Regions from separate parts of the Homo sapiens genome. Here region 2 is linked to region 1. The links are chromatin loops, found by intact Hi-C in ENCODE. Cell type or tissue: IMR-90. All regions are shown on one strand. Each heading gives the region's core, and the rest is flanking DNA. Links, peaks and the distances in the headings are about the cores only.

Region 1 (10,025 bases), core at 1,218-9,217:
GTAGCTGGGACTACAGGTGCATGCCACCATGGCAGGCTAATTTTTGTATTTTTAGTGAGGGTGGAGATTGGGAGGAGGGTGAGAATTGAAAAGCTAACTGTCGGGTACTATGTTTATTACATGGGCAATGAAATAATCCATACACCAAACCCCCATGACAAATAATTTACTCATATAATAAACCTGAACAGGTACCCCCCTGAACCTAAAATAAAAGTTGGGGGTAAAAAGAAGCTGGAGAGAAGAGAGCCTCCCTTCCTGAGGATAATAGCCTTCGTGTATGCCAGACACTGTTATAAGCATTTTACACATTATGGCTCATTTAGTGCTGAACCTGTATATAGGATGTAGGTTGACAAAACTGAGGCACGGAAAGCATAAGTAACTTGCTAAGGGTAAGAAAGATTGTAAGAATAGAAGCAAACACTACTGAAGGGAAGACAACAGCACTCAGACACATTGAGATGAGAACCAAGTAACATTGATTTACAGAATATACAGGCAAATGGGATGCGCTGATAGAGCTCCTTTTATTAAAAATTCTGCAGGAATAAAAGAAAATTCATGGCAACTATGCAGAGAGCTTAACACAAAAAAGAAGAGGAAATATAGTATAAATGGGAAAGTGAAAAATCCATCCTGAAATCTAATATAAGCCTAAGAAACAGAGAAAAAAATCTAAGACAAGTATTTTGTATCTAGAAAAAAACAAAGAAAACATATTCATTGAAACAAAAATAAATAAATACTTAGATGAGACAATAAAATAAGATGGAAAAATGGTAGTTACAAAGCTAAGGAAAAATTGCAGATCAAAACAGCAATTACAGAGTTAAGTAAATTTGAAAGAGCAAGAAACAAAATTAACATAGTCAAATATTAAATTCATCACTTTCAAAAAAGCTTGAGATAATCATAGAAGGTGTGTAGGGAAAAGACAATAAAGTCGAAATGGTTAGGATGAAGATTAAGCTATGAGGGATAGATAATGATCTACCCATGGGTCCTTGTTTCCCCAAAAGAAAGACTACAGTGCATGAAATACAAAAAATATCTACCAATATAAAAGAAAAGAAAGAGCTGGCTAGGAAATTGAAAGGGCTCCCTGGATTCTGGAAAGAAGTGACAGTGCTGGCTCAACTCTGAGACATACTTGATGAATTTACTACACTTCAAAGTAAAAGAAAATAGTCTCATGTATTCAAGAACAAAAAGCAATCCACTTACAATGGTGGGGTAGGGCTGGGAGAGGACCCTGAGAATCAGGCAGCATTTGATGCAAGAAAATAGTAAAACAGTGTCCACAAAGTTCGGAGGAAAAGAAAGTGGAACACAACAATTTCCTACCATACAAGTTCTTGTTAAATCAGATGCAGTAGTCAAACATATAAACACTAGAGAACATAAAACCCGTGAGCCCTTCTTGTAAACGAAAATAAAACAAACTGACCCAAGAGATGAATCGAAGTAGATTTCAGAAATTGATTGGTGTTGGCATCAGAATTCTTCTCATAGAGGGAATTTTCCTTAGAAAAAAGAAGCTTTCATAAGCTTCTGGGGGTAGTACAGAATTCCATACCTTCAGACTTTTCCATATCTGTATATTATTCCTTCTGTTATTTAGTTAATACGTTTCTTTAAACTCACTTTTTAATTTAGATTCATATGTTTATGAAGGAATCTTGCAATCATAAGCCGAAAAGAAAAATTGGCATCACTTACGGTAAATAGAAGGTAGCCAAGCATAAAAATAAATTCGATGAAACAAAAACAACGTTATTAATATAACCAGATATCATTGCCAGCTTTAAGAGGGCCAAAGCTGAAGCTTGCTTTCTCTTTCATAAAAAGAGAGTTTGGTAGGTGTTAGATGTTATGTGCTTATTCTCACCAAACAGACTGTCTTTGACTAATTCATCTTACTACTAAATAGAGTGTATTAGTGCGATTCAATGAAATTTAATGCTGTGTTCTTGCATCACCTTAAATCTCACTTTGGGTGCTATGAGTGGAATTTTTGTGTGTCTTTTCCCTCCTGCAAATTCATCTGTTAAAACCATAACTGCTAATGTGATGGTGTTAGGATGTAGGATGTTTGGGAGGTGATTAGGGAGCAAGAGCGGAGCCCTCACGAGTGGGAGTCATGCCCTCATGAAGAGATTTTGGAGGCTAGCTGAGAGAGACAGAGCTGGACATACTGGCTCGATGGAGCTCTGGGTGTTGCTCCCACAACAGCAACAGCACAGAGCGCTGAACACACACCCCACAGTTCACCATCCATGGCCAGGAGACCATTCAAAACGTGATTGCTGGTTGTCAACTCCAAGAACTAACAGGAGTGAAAACTCACACACACACCCAAGAATGCAGACTCTGCCTGGCACACAGGGAAGTCTGCCCTCGTGCCTGGGGTTCCTTCCTCTGTGGGCTTCCTATCTTCAGAGCCTTGGCTCTCCCTTCCCCTGAGGGATTACTCACCACTTCCCTAACACTGCTGGGCTGCCCTGCTTTGCTGCCATGGAGTCCAGTCATCAGGCAGATTCATTCACATCTAGGCGCCTGAGTGGTACTGGCCACCACGTAATGGAGTGGACATCAAACCGAGAAGTGGGCAACCTGGAATTGGGTGCCAGTCCTAGAGTCCCTCATCAGCCAAAAGAAAATTATCTCGCGAGTGCCTACCTTCCAGAAGTGTCACGGGGAGACCATCAGGTGTGTACCAGAAGCACTTCCTACATTGCAAAGCAGCAAAGAAAGGCAGCCTCTATAGTGGTCTGTAAAGAGTGCCTTGCAGAGAGGACACAGCCTGGCTGATGAGTTTCCAGCAGTAGAGCGTTAGGTGTGATTGAATCTTGGAGAGGAAGAGACTTGGTTCTGTTGAACCTGCTCCATGTTACTCAAAGCACACACCACACACTCTGCCAACAGGTAAAGCTTCGGATGCTACCTGCTGTGTTCTGTCCTCTCCCAGCTGAGCCAGGCCCTGGGAGCCCCCTCCAGGAGCTCCGGGCAAGCAGCCCCTCATGGTCCATGGTGGAACTGCACCCTCAGCACTGGTGAGGGTGTCGCAGGAGCCTGCGAGGAAGGTGGGGTCTCAGTGCTTTTGCACAGGGCGAGTGGAGCTGGAAATGCAGCCCCCAGTGGTTTCAGTTATTCCAGGTATGACTTTTCTCTCTCATCTTGCACCTTCGGACTCTAATTTCCTGTGAGCAATGTGCTGGGAAAACTGGCAGCGGCTCTCTGGCAACCGTGGGGGAAAGAAGCAAAGTGGGGCAGAAGCGGAAGCCAGGGGCAGGGGCTGGGTCGGTCCAGCCAGCCCGCTAGGGCTCCCATGTAGCAGAGATTCCACTGAGAGGAAGCCGGGGCTGGCCCGGCCGGGAGACTCCCTCCATGCCCCGTGTGTGGAGTGTCGGGGCACCCTATATCCTCAAGGTGGCCTTGACCTCTGGAGACAGGTGTTGGCTCCTTGAGTCACCAACAGCAGGGACCAGACTGGGAGGTGTTTTTGGGCGGGAAGGGCTGGGCCAGGCCAGGCTCCAGCAGGCCCCCTTGTGGTCAGAGGGACTGCCTGCAGGATGATGGGCTTGGGGACCAAGGCAGCCACTCCCCACATGGGAGTTGGACCCAGGCTTGAAGGACACACCGTCACATCGATGTCACTCTCTTGGGAGGCCTCCTTGTGACACAAGATGTCCTGGCCCCGGTGTTTTTCTTCACCATATTCCTCCCAACTGTAATTGTGTAGTTCCTGGGGTGCTTATCTCTCAATGTCCATCTCTGTGAAAAAAGCCGTGACCCTCCGGGATAAGGTCTGTTCGTGAGACTCACTTTGTGGAAAGGACATATGAAAGTCTCAGGACTCTACCTAAGAGCTAGGATCCAGCTCAGGTCCCAGCTCCACTGCACCAATGCCCCTCGGTCCGAGGAGAGACTGAGATCTCTGTAAACAGCAGAGATCAGTAATACAGGCTTTGCCCTGCTGAAACTTCCCTCTGAAAGGAAGCATAATGCTTTCAGCCAAGTGCCTGCCCAGAGCTCTAAATAGATAACAGTTTAGAAGGGGGGTGTGATCACCAAGGGTACAGATGGGCTTCACAGAGCCCATAACCCCCACCAAAATTGAATGCCAATGTGTATAGGTGTGTGCCTAGGTGCATTTTCCTCAGGAAAGGTCCAAAGCTTTCATAGGATTCTCAAATGGATCTAGATCACATAGAGAGAGGAGAGGGGGTTGTCAGCAGGAGCAGCCCAGGAGACACTCAGTGAGAATACGCAAGGGTCTGCACCTGTCAGACTTTGGTCTGCATAATTATATGCATAATTTGCATATAATTTGGTATGCAAGATTGCAATGCGATTAAGCTATCTTGCAGTATCTTAAAGAAACTCTGGTAAAGGGTACCCTAGATACTAGTAAAATGAATTAGCTGTGCACATATGTGGAGGAGATTGTAACTGGGGTGGAAGTAAGACTTCACTGTATACCTTTCTGTGTGAATTGATTTTTGAGCCAATGTAATGCCTATTCTAAAACAAAATATAGCACTTCATATAAAGGGCAAAATTAAAACATAATGGAAAAACTACCAAAACCCAATGAGGAAGTCATTGTTCCAATGCCCAAGTTGGGGTGGAGTGAAGCAGAGAACATTCTCCACCACTTTGCAGGTGTGGAGGAATATGGCTGGACGGAATTCGCAGAAGAGCACAGCTCCCGTGGACTCTGTCCTTCCAGAGCCTCTCAACCCTTGTCAGCCTGGGAAGGGGGCCTGAACCAGTGAACCAGAGCCTCTCAAATGTCAGCCTGAGTAATTTTTTGCCTCTAAGTATTCTTTTGTGGCTTCTTCTGAGAAGGTTCACAAATTTTCCTTTTCTTTACAGACATCTCACAAATCCTTAAGGAGGAGGCTGTGTCCCTAGAGTCCTGTAGTCGAGACATTTGAGAATTTGGGACCCAGTTGGAAGTGGTTGCGTATTTCCATTGTGTGGGAATATGTAAAAGGCCCAAGCCTCACCAAGAAGGGAAGACCAGGCTGCTCTCATCTCAAGGGCCAGTTGCTTCACACACCGGAGTGGGCCTAATGTTCAAGGAGCTTCTTTCTCCATTTCTCCCCACAGTGCTTAACGTCTCAGGCCACGGGCTGCCAGCACTCACCTGCCGAGGCCGCCCTGCGGCCTCCCTGTTCTGAGGCCCCTGCCTCTCCCTGATGAAACTTCCTCCGTGCTAACTTGGCAAGAAAAGGCAAACGCTGCTGTGCTTCCCTTTGCCCTTGAAAAGAATGAGGTTTAGGGGAGGCTCTGCACAGTCCTGTGCTGTCCGGGATAGCTGAGCAGAAGCTGTTGAAGCCGGCCTGCTGGACTGAGCTTGGTCCAGCAGCCTATCCACGTGAGAGCCCTGGCTATCTGGAGGCACAGGGAGCTGCTGGGCCTGCAGCGTCCCACCTGGAGGGAAAGAACGCACCGCCAAGGAGGCGTGGGCCCTGCAGCCCGTGCTGGGCCGCGAATCTGGTAGCCACGCTTCTCCGGCGGAACGCGGCGCCCCCTGGCGGCAGAACGCTTGTGGCCGCCGTTACACTCGTGTGGAAACAGCGCCATCTGCCGAATGCTCCATCTCATTGCTGATTGGCCCACACAGACTTTGTAAGGATTTTTCCTTCTGCTTGCTTAAATCAGGCCATATTGAGCCTATTCAAAGTGTACTTCTGAAATGAAAAAAGAAAGTGACTGTACAAGATGTTTTGCTCACTGGAAAAACGAGGATGAATGGAAAATGGGTAGCGATTATCTGAATAATATGTGCTTCCTGTCTGTAGTGAGGTGTGAACATGGTGGGGCCGCACATTGCAGAGGAAAACGCATGCATTTTGGAGTCAGGCAACTGCGATCAAATTCTTACTAGCTTTGTGAGCTAGGAAAGTTACTTAGCATTTCCAAGCCTCATTTGTCCTTATCTGTAAAGTAGAAGTACATTTACCTTGCAGCATTGTAGCAAAAGTTAAATAAAACAATGTGCATAAAATGAAAATTAAATGTGTATGAAGTAAGATAATATATATAATAGGTAGACTTTAAAGTATAACATAAAAATATCACATAGCCATTTTTTTCTAATTGTTAGAATTGTGAAATATTCCTGAAATGGATTTATCAAATGAGAAGACAGAATCTCTCTGAGGTATTTTTAAATTTTCTCTAGAATGGTTGATTCTGACCTTTCTGTAAAAGACGATCTATTTCTGGGCACAGATCCTAGAAACAGAATTCTGCCAAAGTGAGACTCCACTAACATTTATTGAATGTCTGCCGCATGCTACACACTTTCAAAGATGCTCTTTCATTATCGCCAGTAAAATCTGAAGCTTCAGGATCTATTCCTCTTCCCAGCAGAAAGTTTTGCCAGGAATATCAGAACCTCTTTTTTACAGCCTCTCAAGTACTTTCAAGATTATTCAGAAAAGCCCAAAACTTTGAACAACCCAAATGCCAATTAACAGGAGAATCAACGATACTACATCCATACAATGAAATATTACTGGGCAATGAAAAAGACAAACAACCAGATAAACATCATAGGAGGGACTCTCAAATCTGAGGCAAAAATAGTCAGGCCAAAAAATATACTGTATTTGCATGAAGTTCTAGAATATGAAAATCTAATTGATGGTGGTAGAAATCAGAATCGTTGTCCGCACAGGATAGGCGTGGGGATTGACTGCAGAGGGGCACTAGGGAACTTGTGGGGTGATGGACATGTCCTGAATGTTGATCTGGGTGCTGATTGCACAGTTATGTACAGGCAGTGGTGTGCTGAAGCCCGCTGGCACCATCAAGAGAGTGGACTGTTAATTTTTCAGGATGTCTGCAAGCCAGTCAACATCACATTGATAGCTTGGAATCCACCACGGTGGAAATATTTATACTCCAGAAATTGGCAAACACTACAAAGCAGGGCTTTTTTATCCCACCAGAGAGCCAGTTGTAAAACATGTATGAACACACCACTGTATACATTTGCCAAAGCTCATTGAATTATATATTTCAGATCTATGCATTATATTGTATGGAAATTATATTTCAAAAATGGGGGTGAATAAAAGCTCTCTGCTATCAGAGTGTGCAGAGCACAGCTGGAGGCCCATGCTGAGCAGCTGGGGAGAAAGGTTGGAATCAGTCATTTCTGGGATGGAAAAGCAAAATTTAAGAAGTCTTTCTCAGTCATAATGGATCTAAAGCAAGAAAGCAGATCAAAATACATAAGCCTCAGAATTGAGGCACAATACTGGGTCAGCATTTTGATAATGGCTGCATAGATTACAGATCATCAGCCTCACCTTAGCAAGGAGGAACTGGAGGCCCATATCAGAATCCAATGTTCATCTTCTATAATTTTATTAATTTTATTCTTTAAATCATCAGACAGGCCAGGCACAGTGGCTCACACACTTTGGAGGCTGAGACAGGTGGATCACTTGAGCCCGGAAGTTTGAGACCAGCTTAGGCAACATGGTGAAACCCTATCTCTACAAAATACAAAAAATTAGCCAGGCGTGGTGGCACATGACTGTAGTCCCAGTTATTCAGGAGGCAGAGGTGGGAGAATCACCTGAGCCCAGGAGCTCGAGGCTGCAGGGAGCCATGATCGTGCCACTGCACTCCAGCTTGGATAACAGAATGAGACCCTATCAAAAAAAAAATATATATATATATATATATATATACACACACAAAAATTTATTTTTTTGGTGTACAGTTCTATAATTTTAACATATGTATAGATTCACATAAGCACTGCCACAATCAGGATTCAAAATAGTGCCATCACACCCCCAAAAACTCCCTCATGTTTTCCCTTTATAATCACAGCCTCTCCCACTCGTAACTCCTGACAACCACAGGTCTATCCTTCATCAGTATTTTATCTTCTCAAAAATGAGAAATACAGTACGTAAACTTCTGAGACTACTTCCTTCCCCCACCCTCCAGCATCATGCCTTGGAAAGTGCTCAGTTGCTGCATGTGTAAATAGTTCATTCCTTTCTACTGCTGAGTAGTATTTCATTGTATGGATATACCACAACTTCTTTATGCATTTACCTGTTCATTCACCTGTTGAAGGACATTTGCTTGGAGCAATTATGAATAAAACATCAAATAATCATAGAATTATCAATAGAACATTTATACACAGGTTTTTATGTGAGCATTAAGTTTTCATTTCTCTAGGAAGTGGGGTTTCTGGGTTATAAGACAAATACATGTTAACTTTGTAAGAAACTGCCAAACTTTTCCAGACTGGCTATACCATTTTTTATTCCCACTCACAATGTATAAGAATGGAAATAGAGCTTTGGGAAGCCGAGGCAGGCAGATCACAAGATCAGGAGATTGAGACCATCCTGGCTAACATGATGAAACCCCGTCTCTACTAAAAACACGAAAAATTAGCCAGGCACAGTGGCGGGTGTCTATAGTCCCAACTACTCAGGAGGCTGAGGCAGGAGAATGGCATGAACCTAGGAGGTGGAGCTTGCAGTGAGCCGAGATCACACCACTGCACTCCAGCCTGGGGGACAGAGCAAGACTCAGTCTCAAAAAGAAAAAAAAAAAAAAAGAATTGCAATAGAGAGAAGAATCAAATAGATGCAATAAAAAATGATATAGGGGATATCACCACTGATCCCACAGAAACACAAACTACCATCAGAGAATACTATAAACATTTCTATGCAAATAAACTCAGAAATCTAGAAGAAATGGATAAATTCCTGGACACATACACCCTCCCAAGTCTAAACCAGGAAGAAGTCAAATCCCTGAATAAACCAATAACAAGTTCTGAAATTGAGGCAGTAATTAATAGTCTACCAACCAAAAAAAGGCCAGGACCACACAGATTCACAGCTAAATTCTACCAGAGGTACAAAGAGGAGCTGGTACCATTCTTTCTGAAACTCTTCCAAACAACAGAAAAAGAGAGAATCCTCCCTAACTCATTGTATGAGGCCAGCATCATCCCAATGCCAAAACCTGGCAGAGACACAACAAAAAAAGAAAATTTCAGGCCAACATCCCTGATGAACATCCATGAGAAAATCCTCAGTAAAATACTGGCAAACTGAAACCAGCAGCATCAAAAACCTTATCACCATGATCAAGTCAGCTTCATCCCTGGGATGCAAGGCTGGTTCAACATATGCAAATCAATAAAGGTAATCCATCACATAAACAGAACCAATGACAAAACCACATGATTATCTCAATAGATGCAGAAAAGGCCTTCGACAAAATTCAACACCCTTCATGCTAAAAACTCTCAATAAACTAGGTTATCGATGGAACGTATCTCAAAATAATAAGAGCTATTTATGACAAACCCACAGCCAATATTATACTGAATGGGCAAAAACTGGAAGCATTCCCTTGAAAACCAGCACAAGACACGGATGCCCTCTCTCACCACTCCTATTCAACATAGTGTTGGAAGTTCTGGCCAGGGAAATCATGCAGGAGAAAGAAATAAAGGGTATTCAAATAAGAAGAGAGGAAATAAAATCATCTGTATTTGCAGATGACATGATTTTGATTTTATATTTAGAAAACCCCTTCATCTCAGCCCAAAATCTCCTTAAACTGATAAGCAACTTCAGCAAAGTATCAGGATACAAAATCAATGTGCAAAAATCACAAGCATTCCTATACACCAATAACAGACAAACAGAGAGCCAAATCATGAGTGAACTCCCATTCACAATTACTACAAATAAAATAAAATACCTAGGAATACAACTTACAAGGGATGTGAAGGACCTCTTCAAGGAGAACTACAAACCACTGTTCAAGGAAATAAGAGAGGACACAAGCAAATGGAAAAACATTCCATGCTCATGGGTAGGAAGAATCAGTATTGTCAAAGTGGCCATACTGCCCAAAGTAATTTATAGATTCAATCTATCTCCATCAAGCTACCACTGACTTTCTTCACAGAATTGGAAAAAACTACTTTAAACTTCATATGGAACCAAAAG
Region 2 (10,025 bases), core at 773-8,772, 200 kb before region 1:
ATATAAAGTAAAAAAAAATTGAATTAGTAATTAAATATATTCCCCCTGAAGAAGAGTGTAGTGCTAGATGCCTTAACCCATGAATTCCATTTAACATTTAAGGAGGAAAGTATACCAGTCATACACAAACATTTCCAGCAAATACAGAAGAGAGGATATGCCAAAACATTTTAGAAAGCCAGTATTAGCTTGATACCAAAGCAGGATGGAGACATCAGAAGAAAAGGAAAGTGCCAAACAATATCTCTCATAAGTTTACGTCCAAATGTATTTAACAACCTGGATGCAAATTACATCCAACAGTATGTAAAACGATCATACACTACATGTCTCTGGAATTAATACTAGTAATGCAAATTTGGCTTACTATCTAAAACACAACGAACATTGTACATCATATAAATAAAGTAGAAAATCAATAGAATCATGTCAAAAGACATAAAAGAATTTTGGCAAAATCCAACAATAATTCCTGATAACTCACAACAAACATGCAGAAAAAAAATAAGTGACAAAACTAACATAAAGGACAGAAGAGAGTAATTGGAATTATACCATTTTAAGGCTCTTGTCTTTAACAAAAGTGTTAAAATATTAATTCAGGCTGGGCGCGGTGGCTCACGCCTCTGATCCCAGCACTTTGGGAGGCCAAGATGGAGGGATCATGAGGTCAGGAGATCAAGACAATCCTGGCTAACATGGTGAAACCCCGTCTCTACTAAAAATACAAAAAATTAGCCGGGCATGGTGGTGGGCGCCTGTAGTCCCAGCTACTCGGGAGGCTGAGGCAGGAGAATCGCACGAACCCAGGAGGTGGAGCTTGCAGTGAGCCAAGATTGTGCCACTGCACTCCAGCCTGGGCGACAGAGTGAGACTCCATTTCAAAAAAAAAAAAAAAAAATATATATATATATATATATATATGTATATAAATTCAAGGTAGACTGTGATAAAGATACATATTGTAATTTTTTTTTTTTTTTGAGACGGAGTCTCGCTCTGTCACCCAGGCTGGAGTGCAGTGGCGTGATCTCGGCTCACTGCAATCTCCACCTCCTGGGTTCAAGCGATTCTCATGCCTCAGCCTCCCAAGTAGCTGGGATTACAGGAGCACGCCACCACACCTGGATTGGTTTGTATTTTTAGCAGAGACAGGGTTTCACCATATTGGCCAGGGTGGTCTTGAACTTTGGGCCTCATGTGATCTGCAGGCCTCGGCCTCCCAAAGTGCTGGGATTACAGGTGTGAGCCACAATACATCCGGCCTATGTATTGTAATCTTTCAACTAACAATTTAAAAAATTGAAACAAACAGATATAGCTAAAAAGCCAGCAGAAGAGAGAAAACAGAAGACTAAAAAATAATCACACTAAAGAAAGAATCAAGAAAAAAAGAAACAGAGACAGAAAACAGATAGCAACAGGGTACACTTAAATCTAGTCATTTCAACCATTACATTAAATATAAAAGGGCCCAGCCTTCATAGCTCACGCGTGTAACCCCAGCACTCTGGGAGCTGAGGTGGGAAGATGACTTGAGACCAGGAGTTTGAGACCAGCCCTGGCAACATAGTGAGATCCTGTGTCTGCAAAAAAAAAATTTAAATAATAAAAAATTAGCCAGGCACAGTGCCATATCCCTGCGTTCCTAGCTACTCAGGAGGCTGAGGTGAGAGGATCCTTTGACTCTAGGAGTTCAAAGTTGCAATGAGCTATGATCATGCCACTGCAGCCCAGCCTGTGTGACCGAGCCAGACCCTGTTTCTAATACATAAATATAGAAGGACTGGATATCTCAATTTCAAAGTTCAGATTTTCAGATGAGATTAAACAGTAAATAAATAAACAAGACCCAACACTATGCTGCTCACAAGAACCACATTTTAGATACAGACACAACATTTAGGCAAAAGTATAGATGTAAATGTGCCATGCAAATACTAATCCTAAAAGAGTTGGTGTGCCCATATTAATATTAGATAAAGTCTTCAGAACAGGAGTACTGCCAAAGATAAAGGTGTCGAGTCATAATCAAAATAGGCCAGTTCATAAAATTAACAATCTTAAATGGGTGAACCTAGTGAAACTTCAAAATGTGTGAAACAGACATCAACAGAGTAAAGGTGACGATCATCAGATCTGCTTTTCAAGTGTATGTGGAACATTAATCAAGATAGATTAAATACTGGACCATAAAATAATTCTCAATAAATATAAAAGGATTTAAATCATAAATCAAAATTTTGCTCAGAGTTTGTACTCTGAGCAAAATAGGACTACATTAAGTCAATAACAAAAATATATTCAGAAAAACCTTAATATTTGGCAATTGAGCAAATAACTTTTAAATAAAAATGGATATAGGAATAATTCTCAGATCTATATTTAAATTTTTAAATTGTGTTAAAATTTTAAATTTAAGTATATAATTCAGCAGCATTAAGTACATTCCCAGTTTTGTATAACCAGCATCTTCATTTCTATCACAAACAGAAATAAAGTACCCATTAAACAATAACTCAGCCTTGCTCCCTCTCCCCAGTCTCTGGGAAACACTAATCTTCATTCTATTTTCACAAATTTGCCTATTCTAGATATTTCATATCAGTGGAATAATAGAACATCTGTCCTTTCGTGTCTGGCTTACTTCACTCAGCATCATGTTTCCAAGTTTCACCCATGTTGCATGTATCAGAACTTCATCCTCTTTAATGGCTGAATAATATTCTATTATTTATGTATCATATTTTGTGTATCCATTCATTTGTTGATGGACACGGGTTGTCTCTGCCTTTTGGCTATAACAAATAATGCTGCAATTAACTTCGGTGTAAAAATATCTGTTCCAGACCCTGCTGCCAATTTTTTGTGTGTGAATAATGCCTAGGAGTGGAATTTCTGGTTCTCCGTGTGATTCTGTGAGGAACCACCAAATTGTTTTCCACAGCAAGTGCATCATTTTCTATTCCTAGCAGCCAGTTCACGAGGGCTCCAATTTCTCCACCTCCTTAGCAACATTTATTTTCTGTGTCGTTGTTATGAAAGCCTTACTAGTGGATGCAAAGTGGCATCTCATTTTGGTTTTGTCTTGCATTTTATTAATGAATAACAAATAATCGCTTTTGATTACTAATTCAGTCTCCTAGGTTATAGGTCTATTCAGATTTTCTCTTTTTTCTGGAGCCACTTTGGTAGTTTATGTCTTTCTAGTGATTTGTCCATTTCATCCAGGGCACCTAATTTGTTGTTGGACAGTTGTTCACAGTATACTCCTGTAATCCTTTTGTATTTCTGTAAAGTTGGTAGTAATGGCTCTGCTTTCATTTATTATTTTAATAATTAGTCTTCCATCTTTTGCTCAGTCAATATAGTGAAAGGCTTGATCTTTCAAAGAATCTATGTTTATTTATTCTACTGCTCTCCAACCTTTTATTTTATTGATTTATGCTCTAATTATGCTCTTTATTATTTCTTTCCTTCTGCTAGCTTTGGATTTAGTCTTTTTTTGTTTTCTTCCACTGCCTTTAGGTATAGAGTGCGGATATTGATTTGAGATTTTTTCTTAAAATGTAGTTGTTTATATCCATACATTTTCCTTTGAACTCTACTTTCACTGCATTCAATAAGTTTTGGTATGTTTTGTTTTTATTTTAATTTGTCTCAAGATATTTTATAATTTTGCTTGTAATTTATTTTTTCACTCACTGGTAGTTGAAGACTGTATTGTTTAATTTCCACATTTTCATGAATTTTCCAGTTTTCACTTATTTATCTGTTGTTTCTTCCATTGTGGTTGTAAATTATATTTTGTATGATTTCAAACTTTTAAAAATGATTAGGACATATTTTGTGGATGAAGATATGGCCTATCCTAGAGAAAGTTCCACATAACTTGAAAAGAATGTATATTCTGCTGTTGTTGGGATGGACTGTTCTGTATATGTGTATTAGCTCTCAGTGGCTTCTACTGTTGTTTAAGTCTTGTATTTCTCATGAAGCTTCTGTCTGGTTTTTCTATCCATTAATTAAAATGAGGTATTGAAGTGTCCAACTGTGACTATAGAACTGTGGGTTTATCCTTTCAATCCTGTTAATTATTTCAGCTTTACTGAGGTGTAATAGAGAAATAAAAATTGTACATGTGATGCGTTTATATGCACATTCTGAAATGATTACCAAAATGAAGTCAATGAACATGTTAATTACCTCACAGAATAGTTACCTTTTCGTGTGCATGCGTGGGATAAGAAAACTTAACTCTATCCCCTGTGACTGCAGAGTGGCCATTTCAGCTGCTCCAGGCTCAGGCAGAGGAAGACCAGGGCAGGTGGCACCACCAGGGGGGCCCTCAGGCCTGGCGCGCACGCATTCCAGAGGCCACCCAGACCATGCTCCGCTGCCTGGGCGCCCAAGCTGCAGTCGCCCTCTGTGTGCAGGCAGCAGCCTCTAGGCAACTCCTGGGCCCGCCCGCACTCCCCACATCTCGGAAGCAGGGCCAGATGTCCCTGTGGCTGCGGCCGAGCCAGGCGGTCTGCCCTGCAGCAGCTGCACGGGGGCGGGAACCGGCCCTCAGCCCCATCCCCGGTGGCTGCAGAGGGCCCCTGGCTAGAGGTCTCGAGCTCTGGCAGAGGAGGAGCCGGGAGGGGGCAGGGTCTGGCGGGCTCTCAGGCCAGGGGCACCCGCGATCCAGAGGCCGCCCAGGCCATGCTCCACCACCTGGGCGCCCAGCTACAGGCGCCGGGCAACTCCCAAGCTGGCTGGCGCGCCCAGCCTCGCAGAACCGGGGCTAGATGTCGCCGTGGCTGCGGCCAAGCCAGGCGGTCTGCCCGGCGGCGGCTGCACCGGGGCAGGAACCGACCCTCAGCCCCATCCCCGCGGACGGTCCCTGGAGCGGCCCCGATCTCTCTTCGGAGAAGAGGGGCGGGAGTCACGGCCAGGCGGGAAGGGATGCGCGCCTGAGATTCCGGAACGTCCCGCGCCAGCCCAGGAGAACCCGCAAGCCAGCGGCGCCTGAGCCCGAGCTGCAGTCACCCTCTGCGGGCCACGCGAGCTCGAGGGCGCCTTCCGGAGTCCGGGCTGGCGCTGAGCTGTAGGCGCGCGCCTAACCGCTTTACTGGGCTCACTCTATCGAGAGGTCGGAGGCTGCGAGTGTCGCTGCTGAAGGCTGTAGTGGACCGGGCTGGATCGCGGATTCTGAGCTACATCGCGGGTTTGGGGGTGCATCTTGGATTTAGGGGTGGATCGCTGGGTGGGGAGGGGGATCTCGAATTTGGAGCTGGGTGGGGGTGGAAAGGCCACGAGGAGCCGCGGCGTCTCAGGAGCGGGTGGTGGGCATCTGAGAAGTCGCCACCATGAGGAAGCTCCTCAGTTTTGGGAGACGCCTGGGCCAGGCGCTCCTGAGCTCCATGGACCAAGAGTATGCGGGTCGGGGGTACCACATTCGGGACTGGGAACTGCGGAAGATCCACAGGGCGGCCATCAAGGGCGACGCCGCAGAGGTGGAGCACTGCCTGACGCGCAGGTTCCGGGACTTGGACGTCCGCGACAGAAAAGACAGGTAGCGGGGGCTCAGCCCTCGGTGGGAGGGGGCCCCCAGGCCCGGTTTCCCCGCACCGCCTGAGGCGGGGTCGTCGGAGTTCGCCGGGACCCTGGGAGCCGCGGAGCCAAATGGAGCCTCAGCTGCTTTCCATCGCTGGGAATTTCCCGCCTGTAGCGCTTGGTGGATAATTGGAGTGATTTAACTCACAAAGTTAAGCATATCTACGTTTAAAACATGGAGCCATATACATGATAGGGAGGTGCCTAATGAGAACTCATTCCCATGTCAAAAATACCATGAGCCATTTTCAGTAGGCGAAGAGTTCTCAGATAAAACCCTGTGTCGGTTTTACATCCAAATCCACCTAGGTAGATAGGTTCTTTACTGGGGCTTCTTAGAGGGACACTTGGAAGTGGGAGGTGGGTTCCTTGAATGAGAAGACTCAGTTTTCTCAAAATGTGAGCTCTTAATATGTTTATCAGTTTTACATAAACCGAATGAAAATATCAAGGTTTTATCATTTTTGCATGACACTTGCTGTCTGTCTTACCATTGTGATGACATTTTAAAATGTTTATGATGGAGTGAAAAACGACTTGCTCCTCTAGATATCAAAACGTGCTATTAATTCCCACAATTAATTATTTACTAACAGCTACAAACACATATAAATAAATGGAACAGAATAGGAAATCCAAAAACACTGAAATATATGTAAGATATATACATAGGGATTGATAATGGTAACATTTCAGATGAGTAGGAAAGGACGAGTTATTAATAAAATGCCTGCTGTGTGAAGAAAACTAATGAAATTTTATGTCACAAAAATGAGTTCCTGATGGAATACAGACTGAAATTTTTACATATGCAAAATTAGAAAAATACCAGAAGAAAACACAAAGACTTATTTATACAGGTACATTTTACGTTAACAGTGGCCTTCCTAAGAATGACCTCACAAGCAGGCATTCTGAAGGTTGATTTAGCAAACTAAAATTAAAATCCCCTGTGTATCAGAAAAAAATTAACAAAAGATAACACACTTGAAAAATATTTACTATATATATTTTTACTAATATATAAAAATATATATTCAGATGAAAAGTGTATCTTCATCCTACAGGGAATTTATTCTTTATTAAATATAATATATATATTACTGATTATATGTATAACAAATTGTATATATTAGTAACATAATGTTATATATATCAGTTATACATATATACAGATAAAAAGCACATCTTTATTTTACAGGGAATTCTTTCCAATCAAATCCACAAGAAAAGAACTCTAACAGTGAGCAAAGTACTTTTTGCAGATCCACAAGTTACTTATTTACATAGGAAAAAATCCTTAGTGTTTCTCCTAAGAGAATTTAAGTTAAAAGAGGAATGAGACTGTTTTCTATCCACAGTGTTTGTGAGAATAAAGAGCAGTGGCACTTACACTGCTGCTTGAAGTGTAAGTTGCTGATGACTTTTCAAGTGGATAATTTGGAGATAATTACCACATTTTAAAAATGTATATGCCCTTTACCCATCAACTCCATTGTATTAAAATACCTTCAGAAAATACAGATACATGCACTTTTTTTCCCCAGCATTTATGTTAACAAGAACCCATAGAATGGGTATGTGGCCATTGAAGGTGGCAATAGGTGGAGAAGTATGTTGATATGTGAAGATGCATTTTGTTACAGCCAGTGAGGAAAAACAAATCAGTTTGCTTGCACATACACACAAACATACTATGGTCTTGTGTTAGGCAAAACTATGCACAAAATAGGATAAAATTTGTAACTTCTGAGCATTTGTATTTTAAAGTTTTTTGTTCCTTTTTCTTACCTTTGATTTCTGAAGTGAGCATTTATAAAATTTCTAGTAAAAATTTATTATTAATGGAATAAATTTTGGGAAGAGAGAAATGTGAATCTTGTACAGATAAAAATAATTTCTCACTATTTTTTATCATTATTGTGAGGGTTGTTATCTTGTTTGAACTTTTAGCTTCTTCAGAAGTAAAAAGGGAATCTTTTTATCTGTGCTTGCAGATTTTATGTATATACTTTATTATGTATATATGTTTTTCTTATGTATAGATTCATTACATATAGGCAAACTGATAGATTAATCATTTCATTATAGTTGTCTTATCAAAATAACAAATAGCAAATATTATTACTATCACAAAAATATTGGTTTATAGAAGTTGTATTTAAAAATTTTGAGCTCCCCAACTGTATTCTATCAATCCATTTATTCATCAAACATAACCTGAATATGTTATGTAGCAGACATTTTGCACTATCTCTCAGGATGCTTCCATACTTAAAAACTTTATGTTTACCTGTTCTGCCTGAGCAAGATGAGAGATTTAAAATGGGAATAGTAGGACTTAATCTCATTGAAGCTTTTTCTCCCACCTTTCAAGCAAAAGCATTTCTGAAGGTAGAAAACAATAAGAGATAACCTTTAACTGCCCTTTTGAAAATTTATCAGTCTTAAATACTAATATTAATCATTGGAAAGTCTGATTTGCATATATTCTGTAAATCTTAAGTGTTGACTAAAATGAGCCATACCTATTCATCTCAATCATGAGTTTCCTTTAGCTTCATGTTTCTTTTTTTGTTTGTTTGTTTGTTTGTTTTCTTTTTGCGACAGAGTCTCACTCTGTCGCCTAGGCTGGAGTGCAGTGGCGTGATCTCAGCTCACTGCAACCTCTGCTGCCAAGGTTCAAGCGATTATCCTGCCTCAGCCTCCCGAGTAGCTGGGATTACAGGTGCCTGCCACCACGCCCAGCTAATTTTTGTAGTTTTAGTAGAGACAGAGTTTCACCATGTTGGTCAGGCTGGTCTTGAACTCCTGACCTAGAGATCCACCCGCCTTGGCCTCCCAAAATGCTGGGATTACAGGCGTGAGCCACCGCGCCCGGCCAGCTGCATGTTTTTAAAAATCAAAGTAAGAAGTAATTTGTTTAAAAAATATGTTGTTATTTCAGTGCTCTTTCCCCATGGTACTTTTAGGAATTAAAATGTATTTAAGTGTCAGTTAGATGCCTAGAACGGCCCTAGACCTGCTGTGTATACAGTATTCTACTTAATGTAAGGCCTCATGGATTGTGTGATATCCTACTATTTTCTACATTAATGAGATGATTTTTAAATGCTACCAATTATAGTTATAAAAAATTATGAATTGTAAATACCGCTCCAATATGAGATATGCTAAAATGTGACCTAATCTTTAAATCATCCTGCAAAATAGCAATAATTGTATCATTTTACTTAATTAAAATGTTTTTGTTAAATAGTAGTAATATAATTATAACGTCTGGCTGGGTGCGTGGCTCACACCTGTCATTCTAGAACTTTGGAAGGCTGAGGTGGGAAGTTCCCATGATGCTAGGAGTTTGAGACCAGCCTGGGCAACAAGGTGACATTCCTACTCTACAAAAAAAATTTAAAAATTAGCTGATCATGCTGGTGCACTCCTGTGGTCCCAGCTATTCAGGAGGCTGGGGCAGGAGGTTTGTTTGAGCCTACAAGTGCCAGGCTGCAGTGAGGCATAAATACACCATTGCACTCCAGCCTGGGCAAGAGAGCAAGACCCTGTCTCAACAAACAAAAGTCTAACAGTTATTGAGTTGTTGCTTGTTCTGGAAACAGTTCTAAATGCTTTATGAAGATTTTCATTTAAGCATCACAGTGGTGTCCTGTGAGCTAGCTGCTGTTGTCATCTTTATTAATGAGGAAATTCAGGCACAGAAAGGCTAAGCAATAGCTGGTAGGTGACCGAGTTCAAAGTAGAACTCAAGCCCTAGTTAAGCTGAATCCAAACACCAAGCTCATTCTATCCAAATAGGCTGCTGTTTCATTAAGGTAGGGAGCAGTAAGAGCTAATAAATATTGTACTTTCTTCAAAAGAAAATTATTTGTTTTGAAGGCAGAGGAATAATGCCATTCAATGTTTACAATGACATGAACCATTGTAGGTTTTGAGATATTGCACTACATTTCCTGAAAACCCCTCTCGCTCTCCTAGGACTGTTCTACATTTGGCCTGTGCCCATGGCCGTGTGCAAGTGGTCACTCTCTTGCTGGACAGAAAATGCCAGATCAACATCTGTGACAGACTAAACAGGACACCTTTAATGAAGGTATATAGTAGCCAACTCAGCATGAAATGGATTTGATTTAAATACATAGAATTAAAATGAATTTGTCTCATTTAAATATAGCTAGTTGGTGAAACCTGTGGAATATGTATTTTGAATTCTTAGAATTTATAGTCTAGTTTTTTATCTAACACTAATAGGCTGTACACTGCCAGGAAGAGGCTTGTGCCATTATTCTCCTGAAACGTGGCGCCAATCCAAACATTAAGGATATCTACGGCAACACTGCTCTCCATTATGCCGTGTATAATGAGGGGACTTCACTGGCAGAAAGACTGCTTTCCCACCATGCAAATATTGAAGC

Evidence for each region. Hi-C counts contacts between places; a loop is a spot of excess contacts. Peaks named below come from ENCODE experiments on the same cell type or tissue, not always from the same donor. Only the 100,000 strongest peaks of a DNase experiment are listed, where the experiment ranks them.
Region 2: a loop joins it to region 1, with 6 times the contacts of the local background. A loop is called at or near these places in 5 of 110 quality-filtered maps.

The regions. Positions count from the first base shown.
Region 1 is chr9:33,716,710-33,726,734 of GRCh38, forward strand. It overlaps UBE2R2-AS1 (UBE2R2 antisense RNA 1), which reads right to left. Exons shown (of 5, transcript NR_170204.1): 5 at 7,376-7,679. Among named protein-coding and RNA genes, the nearest start is that of PTENP1-AS, 44 kb to the left of the region's middle. RefSeq lists enhancers at 3,385-3,474, 4,800-5,301, 5,302-5,801. In IMR-90, for the core only: CTCF peaks have their summits at 3,026, 3,556 (motif pointing left) and 5,594 (motif pointing left); a DNase peak (open chromatin) is centred at 5,592; H3K27me3 peaks cover 994 bases.
Region 2 is chr9:33,519,139-33,529,163 of GRCh38, forward strand. ANKRD18B (ankyrin repeat domain 18B) reads left to right here and starts at 5,113. Exons shown (of 19, transcript NM_001393611.1): 1 at 5,113-5,557; 2 at 9,589-9,703; 3 at 9,862-10,025. The coding sequence starts at 5,352. RefSeq lists an enhancer at 4,480-4,529. In IMR-90, for the core only: CTCF peaks have their summits at 4,360 and 5,061; a DNase peak (open chromatin) is centred at 5,073; H3K4me3 peaks cover 1,843 bases; H3K27ac peaks cover 1,370 bases.